Linked DNA regions of Homo sapiens: all the other regions are linked to region 2. The links are chromatin loops, found by intact Hi-C in ENCODE. Cell type or tissue: mammary epithelial cell. All regions are shown on one strand. Region 1 has its middle 33 kb from the start of MGME1. Region 2 overlaps LOC124904876 (a long non-coding RNA gene). Region 3 has its middle 60 kb from the start of PET117.

Region 1 (2,500 bases), 270 kb after region 2:
TTTGGAGAGACAGGGTTTCCCCATGTTGCCCAGGCTGGTCTCAACCTCCTGAGCTCAAGTGAGTCCCTTGCCTTGAGCTCAAGTGATTCCCTTGCCTTGGGCTCCCAGCGTGCTGGGATTACAGGTGTGAGCCATCATGCTCGGCCACTGCTTTGTGTTTACTGTATTTATTTTACAATAAATAAATGTATTTATTGCCTTCTATTTAGGACAGGTGATAGTCACTTCCCATTGTAGTAGTTAACATGCTTCATGCTTCCTTTTGAAATTAATTTCTTTTTTTTTTTTTTTTTTTTTTTTGAGACAGAGTTTCACTCTTGTTGCCCAGGCTGGAGTTCAATGGTGCTATCTCAGCCCATAGCAACCTCCACCTCCCAGGTTCAAGCAATTCTTCTGCCTCAGCCCCCCGAGTAGCTGGGATTACAGGCATGTGCCACCACTCCTGGCTAATTTTGTATTTTTAGTAGAGATGAGGTTTGTCCATGTTGGTCAGGCTGGTCTCGAACTCCCGACCTCAGGTGATCTGCCTGCCTCGGCCTCCCGAAGTGCTAGGATTACAGGCGTGAGCCACCACACCCAGCCTGAAATTAATTTCTTTAAATAAAAAGAGTGGGGCTGGGCACGGTGGCTCACTCCTGTAATCTCAGCACTTTGGGAGGCTGAGGCAGGCAGATCATGAGGTCATGAGATCGAGACCATCCTGGCTAACATGGTAAAACCCCATCTCTATTAGAAATACAAAAAAATTAGCAGGACATGGTGGTGTGCGCCTGTAGTCCCAGCTACTTAGGAGGCTGAGGCAGGAGAATCACTTGAAACCGGGAGGCAGAGGTTGCAGTGAGCCGAGATTGTGCCACTGCACTCCAGCCTGGCAACAGAGCGAGACTCTGTCTAAAAAAAAAAAAAAAAAAAAAAAAGTGAACCTGTTTAATAGTCTTAAGTGGTGCTCAGATATGGCAAAAACAAAGTTTTTTTGTGGCACAGGAGTGACTGGAGTTTGGGAAATATGAGTTTGCCCAGCAGGGACTGAACTTTTTCATTATGATGATAACAATAAAACAGCTACTACTATGTTATGTGCCAGCTATTTCTAGTCTTTATGAATACCCTATGAAGTAGTTATTATTTTACCCATTTACAGACGAGGACACTGAGGCTCAAAAGCTTTAGATAACTTGCCTGGGTCATGCTGTTAGCATGGTGGGTTGTAAAAATGGGCCCATTGTTCCCTTTCCTGTTCCACAGCCCTTTGCCATGTGAGTTTTTGGCTCCTCTCTGCAAGAGGTGGAATTTATTTCTCTATCCTTTGGTCTTGCCTTGGCCACATGACCTGCTTTGGCAAACGAGACATTAGTCAGCACGGCCCAAGCCGAGGCTTGTGAAATGCTGTGTGCTGGGGCTTGTTCTGCTGCTGTCCGGAATCCTTCTGCTACTGCTGCGTGAATGAGAGCCCAGGTTAGCCCTCTGGAGGATGAGAGTCACCAGGCCCAGGCATCTCCATGGCCCCAGCTGACACCAGGCCAACCCTCAGACATCTAAGTGATGACATCCTAAATCATCTAGCCCTACTTGAGCCAGCACAGACCAGAAATGCTCAGCTTGACCTCAGAATCATGAGAAATAAGTCGTAAACCACTGAATTTGGGGGTGATTTTTATTTACTTGTTTTTGAGACAAGGTCTCACTCTGTCACCCAGACTGGAGTGCTGTGGCACAAACATGACTCACTGCAACCTCTATCTCCCAGGCTCAAGCGATCCTCCCAACTCAGCCTCCCAAGTAGCTGGGACCACAGGCATGTGCCACCACAACCAGCTAGTTTGTTTTATTTTGTTTTTTTCCGTTTTTTCTAGAAGCGAGTCTCACCATGTTGCCCAGGCTGGGTGATTTATTGCACAGCAAAGCTAACTGATAGTGTTAGTGAGGAGAAAAGATGGGGCTGGACCTGGATTTTCTCCCTCCAGCCTTTCCCATGTCAGCAAATAACACACATGCCCTAAACCTACAACTTACCTTCCATTTATACTTCTTCATCACTCATCTCATTCAAACCCTCAGGCAAGGCTCCCAAAATACATCTCGAATCTTCCTTCCCAGCACCTCCTCTGCCATTTCTCTAGGCCAGCCTACCTCTTCTATCATCTAGACTGAGAGTCGGCAGACTTACTCTATAGAAGTCCAGATAGTAAATACTTGAGGCTTTGCAGGCCATACAGCCTCTGTTACCGACTTAACCTGCAGCTACAGAAGGAAAGCAGCCAGAGTCAAAAGCAAATGGGTGATGCTGTGTTCCAGGAAACCTTGACTTACAGACACTGGAATTCGAATCTTTACAATTTTATAAAAATTATATATGCCATAAAAAGACTCTACTTTTGATTTTTTTTCCAAACATTTAAAAATGTAAAAACAACTCTATGCTCACAGACCGTATAAAGACTGTATCAGGCAGCAAGCCGGATTTGGTGGATGAGCCAGTGTGCTGACTCCTATTATAATA
Region 2 (2,500 bases):
TACTGTTGATTGTTATTGTAGAATTATAATAGCGAACATCTCTGGCATATTTATAATGTATCAATCACTGTTTCAAGCATTTCACATTTTAAATTTCATTTGATAATATCAGTAGCGTAACGTCTCATACATGGTCATTGTTTCTGTACTTTTTTAAATGAGAAAATGCATTTTTACTCTAAAAGTGTGGCTTGCTTGGTAGACTAAAAACCTTCAAATATGAGGCCTGTGGAGAAAAATAATGAAAGGAATGGCTGGACTAAATAGAGGCAAGTCGGCTGGGCGCAGTGGCTCACGCCTGTAATCTCAGCACTTTGGGAGGCCAAGGCGGGCGGATCACAAGGTCAAGAGATCGAGATCATCCTGGCCAACATGGTGAAACCCTGTCTCTATTAAAAGTATAAAAATTAGCTGGGCCTGGTGGCGGGTGCCTGTAGTCCCAGCTACTCGGGAGGCTGAGGCAGGAGAATGGCTTGAACCCGGGAGGCTGAGGTTGCAGTGAGCTGAGATCATGCCATTGCACTCCAGCCTGGGTGACAGAGCAAGACGCCGTCTCAAAAAAAAAAAAAAAAAAAAAAAAAAATAGAGGCAAGTCTCTCTTTGATTCTTAAGGAAATCTATGCTTGGGGAACCTTTGTTAACGTATTGAAAATGTGAATAGTGACATTACAGGAAGTTGAAGGTATAAATCGTAAGAAATTGGCACTATAGATTTGTGATTAATTTTTCTTGATTTTTACAAAGGCATAAGAGACTGGAGTTACGAGTTCATTTTCCTCTTGTTACTGAGGGGTCTGGGCCAGGGAGTCCGGTTTCTTCCTCTTTCGAGATTTAACCAATTGTGTGACCGTGGATGAGGCATTTGACCCCTTTGGGCCTCAGTTTCCCATGTGTAATGTGTAGTTTGAACTAGTCATCTCTAAAGCCCTTTCCAGGAATGAAAGTATGTGGTTCTCTGACGTTTGCTCCAAGATGCTCATCCGCTGAAAGCCTTGCCCTGGCTCCACGGGCTTCAGCCCTTTGAACAGAAGAGGGCGCCCTAAACATGGTGATTCCTTCCTTTCCCTGCGGGCCCTTTTGGCAATTCAGGTAGAGGACCGGCGCAAGTGTTCTCGTCAGGATTCAGTTGTCCAGAGGCCAGCATTTTCCCTGGACAAGGGGTAGCTAAGGCCTCAGAGGAAGCCACTGACTTTGCATCTTTCCAAATCTTGTGAGGTTGAAATTTTAATTATATTTTAACTATGGATATAATTGAAGAAGATGGAAAAAAGACACTATTGTAATTCCATAGTCAGTTACTGCTCTAAAATAAAATGCAGATAAGTAATATAGCCATTCTCGTTCTTGTTGACTGGAGGGGGTGGGGTATGGACGTGTCACGTATTGTCTCAGGGCTCTCAGGGCATGGCTTCATTCATTCATTCCATATTTTCCGAGGGTCTACTTGGTGCCAACTACTGTTTGTTTATAGCGTCAACCAAACAAAGCCCTTGTCCCCATTGAAGCTAATATTGTATGAGCATTTTCAAAATGGTGGGCTGAAATGGATCCTCAGGCCTCGAAATGCATGCATGGAGCCATATTTGAGCTAACTAAGGGTGTGAAGCTTCCATACACCAAGTAGTTTCCAAAGGAAACTGCCCAGGGACAGAACATCTGCTTATCAGGAGTTTTGCCACTAGCAAAATGGAGTAATTGGGAAAATGACTGTTGAACAAGTTAAATGTACAGGTACAACATTCTTTCTTTCTTTCTTTCTTTTCCTGAGACAGAGAGTCTCCCTCTGTCGGCCAGGCTGGAGTGCAGTGGCGCAATCTCCGCTCACTGCAACTTCTGCCTCCCAGGTTCAAGTGATTCTTCTGCCTCCACCTTCCAAGTAGCTGGGATTACAGGCGCCCACCATCATGCCCGGCTAATTTTTGTATTTTCAGTAGAGACGGGGTTTCGCCATGTTGGCCAGGCTGTTCTTAAACTCCTGACCTCAGGTGATCCACCCACCTCGACCTCCCAAAGTGTTGGGATTACAGGCGTGAGACACCGCGCCTGGCCCAACATTCTTGAAAGAAGGACAAGAAAGCTACCTGCATTTGTCCACACTGCTCAGTCTCAAGGTAATAAAGGGAGTGGAAGGCTATTAGCATTCAGGCAAACGCAGCAGCTAAAGCGCCTGTTATGGGCAACAGCACAGGCTGTAGAGTGAGGCTGCCCAAGTTTCAATGCAAGCTCTGCCACTCACCCTCTGGCTGAACTGGCGGAAATTTCTTAACCTGCATGAGGTTCTGTGGGTCATGTGGGGATTCAATGGGTCCACATATTTAAGCCATCAGAACAGTGGCCTCGCACACAGTAATTGCTCAGTAAATTTTCACCATACTTACCGATGTGATTATCAGTATAACCTTAAATTGGTCCCGTTCCTGATTTCTTTTCATTCTGACTAAATCCTTTTAAATCTTGGGTTAAAAGGCTAAATAAATTTGCTTAGCCAGAACAAGAGAAA
Region 3 (2,500 bases), 79 kb after region 2:
TTGCCAACAATCCTTGCTTCCTCAAGACCTTCTAAGATCAGGCTTTTTCTTTTTATCCCACTTGGAGCCTAATGTCCTTCACTGGACATATCTTTTCATTTAATTGAACCTTTAGCAATATTCAGTTTAACTGGAATACTAGACATTTTGGGCAAATGTGAACATATTAGTAGCACGTTTGCTTTTCAACTGTCATTTATCTTCAACTCAAAATTCTCTTTCTCAAAATGAAACGAATTATAGTGTCAAAGTGAAAACAAGTGTGTCTTGAACTCCTTGATTATTCATTAAGAGGAAAAGAATGAAATTTCAGATTGATAGTGCACATTTGTGTGTGTGCTTGTGCGCACACTCTCTCTCTCTGGAGGCTCATAGAGTGTCCCAAACCATAAGCTAAAACTGCCCATCTTCTTAGGGTTTCAATTCTACCCAAAGCTTTGGAGTGAAAAAATCCATTTTAATATTAAAACAATCAGATATACTTAAAGAGCAGAATATAACATACCTGTAATTTTTTTTGTTTTTTTGAGACGGAGTCTCACTCTGCTGCCCAGGCTGGAGTGCAGTGGCACAATCTCGGCTCACTGCAACCTCCACCTGCCAGGTTCAAGCAATTCTCTTATCTCAGCCTCCTGAGTAGCTGCAATTACAGGCGTGCACCACCACGCCCAGCTAATTTTTGCATTTTTAGTCAGGACAGGGTTTCACCATGTTGGTCAGACTGGTCTGACTCCTGACATCAGGTGATCCTCCCTCCTCGGCATCCCAAAGTGCTGGGATTACAGGTGTGAGTCACAGCGCCCGGCCCATAGCTGCAATTTTTAACAATGAAACCTCAAAGGATGTGAGTTCTTGCCAGGTCATAGCTGGTGCCTCCTTCTGTGTTGGGGTTTTTGCAGGGCAAGGCTGGGAAGCACTGGTTTAGCTCTCTGGGAAGGGGAGGAAAGCGGTAAGCTGTCCAGAGGACTTGTTCTCCGGAGGCAAGCCGTCACTGCTTTGGGGATCTTGGCAACTGAGCGTCTCTATGTGCCCAGGCCTCAGCCAAGTGCTGGGGAGGACAAAAGCTGCCTCAGCTCCCAGGGAGTCCAAAACCTGGTTAATGCAGACAACAGCACCTACTCCTGCACAGAAAAGCCATTGCAGACACTGACACAAGCTAGCATTTTAGCAAATAAAGGCATTATTATTTGCCGAGCAAAATATAATGTGGGGAGGCATCAGCACGTGGCCTCTCACGTAGTTCTCTAAATTTAATTTTTTATCTAACATTAAACTTCAATGGTTTCAAAAATTTTGTAACAGAATTTTGATCAAGTTGCTTCCATTTTTAAAGCTAGATCTGTCTTTAAAAACAAATAGCTGCCGGGCGTGATGGCTCACGCCTGTAATCCCAGCACTTTGGGAGGCTGAGGACGGAGGATCACGAGGTCAGGAGATCGAGACCATCCTGGCTAATACAGTGAAACCTGTCTCTACTAAAAATACAAAAAAATTAGCCGGGCGTGGTGGCGGGCACCTGTAGTCCCAGCTACTCGGGAGGCTGAAGCAGGAGAATGGAGTGAACCCGGGAGGCAGAGCTTGCAGTGAGCCGAGATTGCACCACTGCACTCCAGCCTGGGTGACAGAGTGAGACTCCGTCTCAAAAAAAAAAAAAAAAAAAAAAAAAAAAAAAACACACAGTAGGCTGGGCGCGGTGGCTTATGCCTGTAATCCCAGCACTTTGGGAGGCTGAGGTGGGCTGATCACCTGAGGTCAGAAGTTTGAGACCAGCCACAGCCAACATGGCAAAACCCCATCTTTACTAAAAATACAAAAAATTAGGCCGGGTGCGGTGGCTGTCGCCTATAATCCCAGAACTTTGGGAGGCCAAGGCGGGTGGATAACGAGGTCAGGAGTTCGAGACCAGCCTGACCAGCATAGTGAAACTCCATCTCTACTAAAAATACAAAAAAAATTAGCCAAGCATGGTGGCGGGTGCCTGTAATCCCAGCTACTTGGGAGGCTGAGGCAGGAGAATTGCTTGAACCCAGGAGGTGGAGGTTGCAGTGAGCCAAGATCGTGCCACTGCACTTCAGCCCAGACAACAGTGCAAGACTCAGTCTCAAAAATAAAATAAAATAAAATAAAAAATTAGCCGGGTGTAGTGGCAGGCGCTTGTAATCCTAGCTACTTGGGAGGCTGAAGCAGAATTGCTTGAACCTCGGAGGCAGGGGTTACAGTGAGCTGAGATGGCGCCATTGCACTCCAGCCTGGGTGACAGATCGAGACACTCTCTCTCAAAAAAAAAAAAAAGAACACAGAATATTCCCTTATATTCCATTGCAATCCCTTCCATCTGTGGCCTAGCCATGGCATTACTCTCTAACCATTAGCCCTACTTTACTATCTGCGCATCCTTGGGGAGTTTCTTTACCTCTCAAGCCTCCCTTTTCTCCTCATAAAATAGAGGCAATTACAGGACCACCTCATGGAGTTGCTGAGACAGTGGCTCTGAGAACGT

What was found. Hi-C counts contacts between places; a loop is a spot of excess contacts. Peaks named below come from ENCODE experiments on the same cell type or tissue, not always from the same donor. Only the 100,000 strongest peaks of a DNase experiment are listed, where the experiment ranks them.
Region 1: it touches region 2 in a loop (8-fold over the local background); 14 of 110 quality-filtered maps call a loop at or near these places.
Region 3: it touches region 2 in a loop (7-fold over the local background); 6 of 110 quality-filtered maps call a loop at or near these places.

What each region holds. Positions count from the first base shown.
Region 1 is chr20:18,000,559-18,003,058 of GRCh38, reverse strand. No RefSeq gene overlaps it. Among named protein-coding and RNA genes, the nearest start is that of MGME1, 33 kb to the right of the region's middle. In mammary epithelial cell, a CTCF peak has its summit at 1,482; a DNase peak (open chromatin) is centred at 1,388; H3K27ac peaks cover 1,300 bases.
Region 2 is chr20:18,275,455-18,277,954 of GRCh38, reverse strand. The region is part of intron 2 of LOC124904876 (a long non-coding RNA gene); the gene reads right to left. Among named protein-coding and RNA genes, the nearest start is that of ZNF133, 12 kb to the left of the region's middle. In mammary epithelial cell, a CTCF peak has its summit at 1,026 (motif pointing right); a DNase peak (open chromatin) is centred at 1,034.
Region 3 is chr20:18,196,176-18,198,675 of GRCh38, reverse strand. No RefSeq gene overlaps it. Among named protein-coding and RNA genes, the nearest start is that of PET117, 60 kb to the right of the region's middle. In mammary epithelial cell, CTCF peaks have their summits at 690 and 1,119; a DNase peak (open chromatin) is centred at 795; H3K27ac peaks cover 1,752 bases.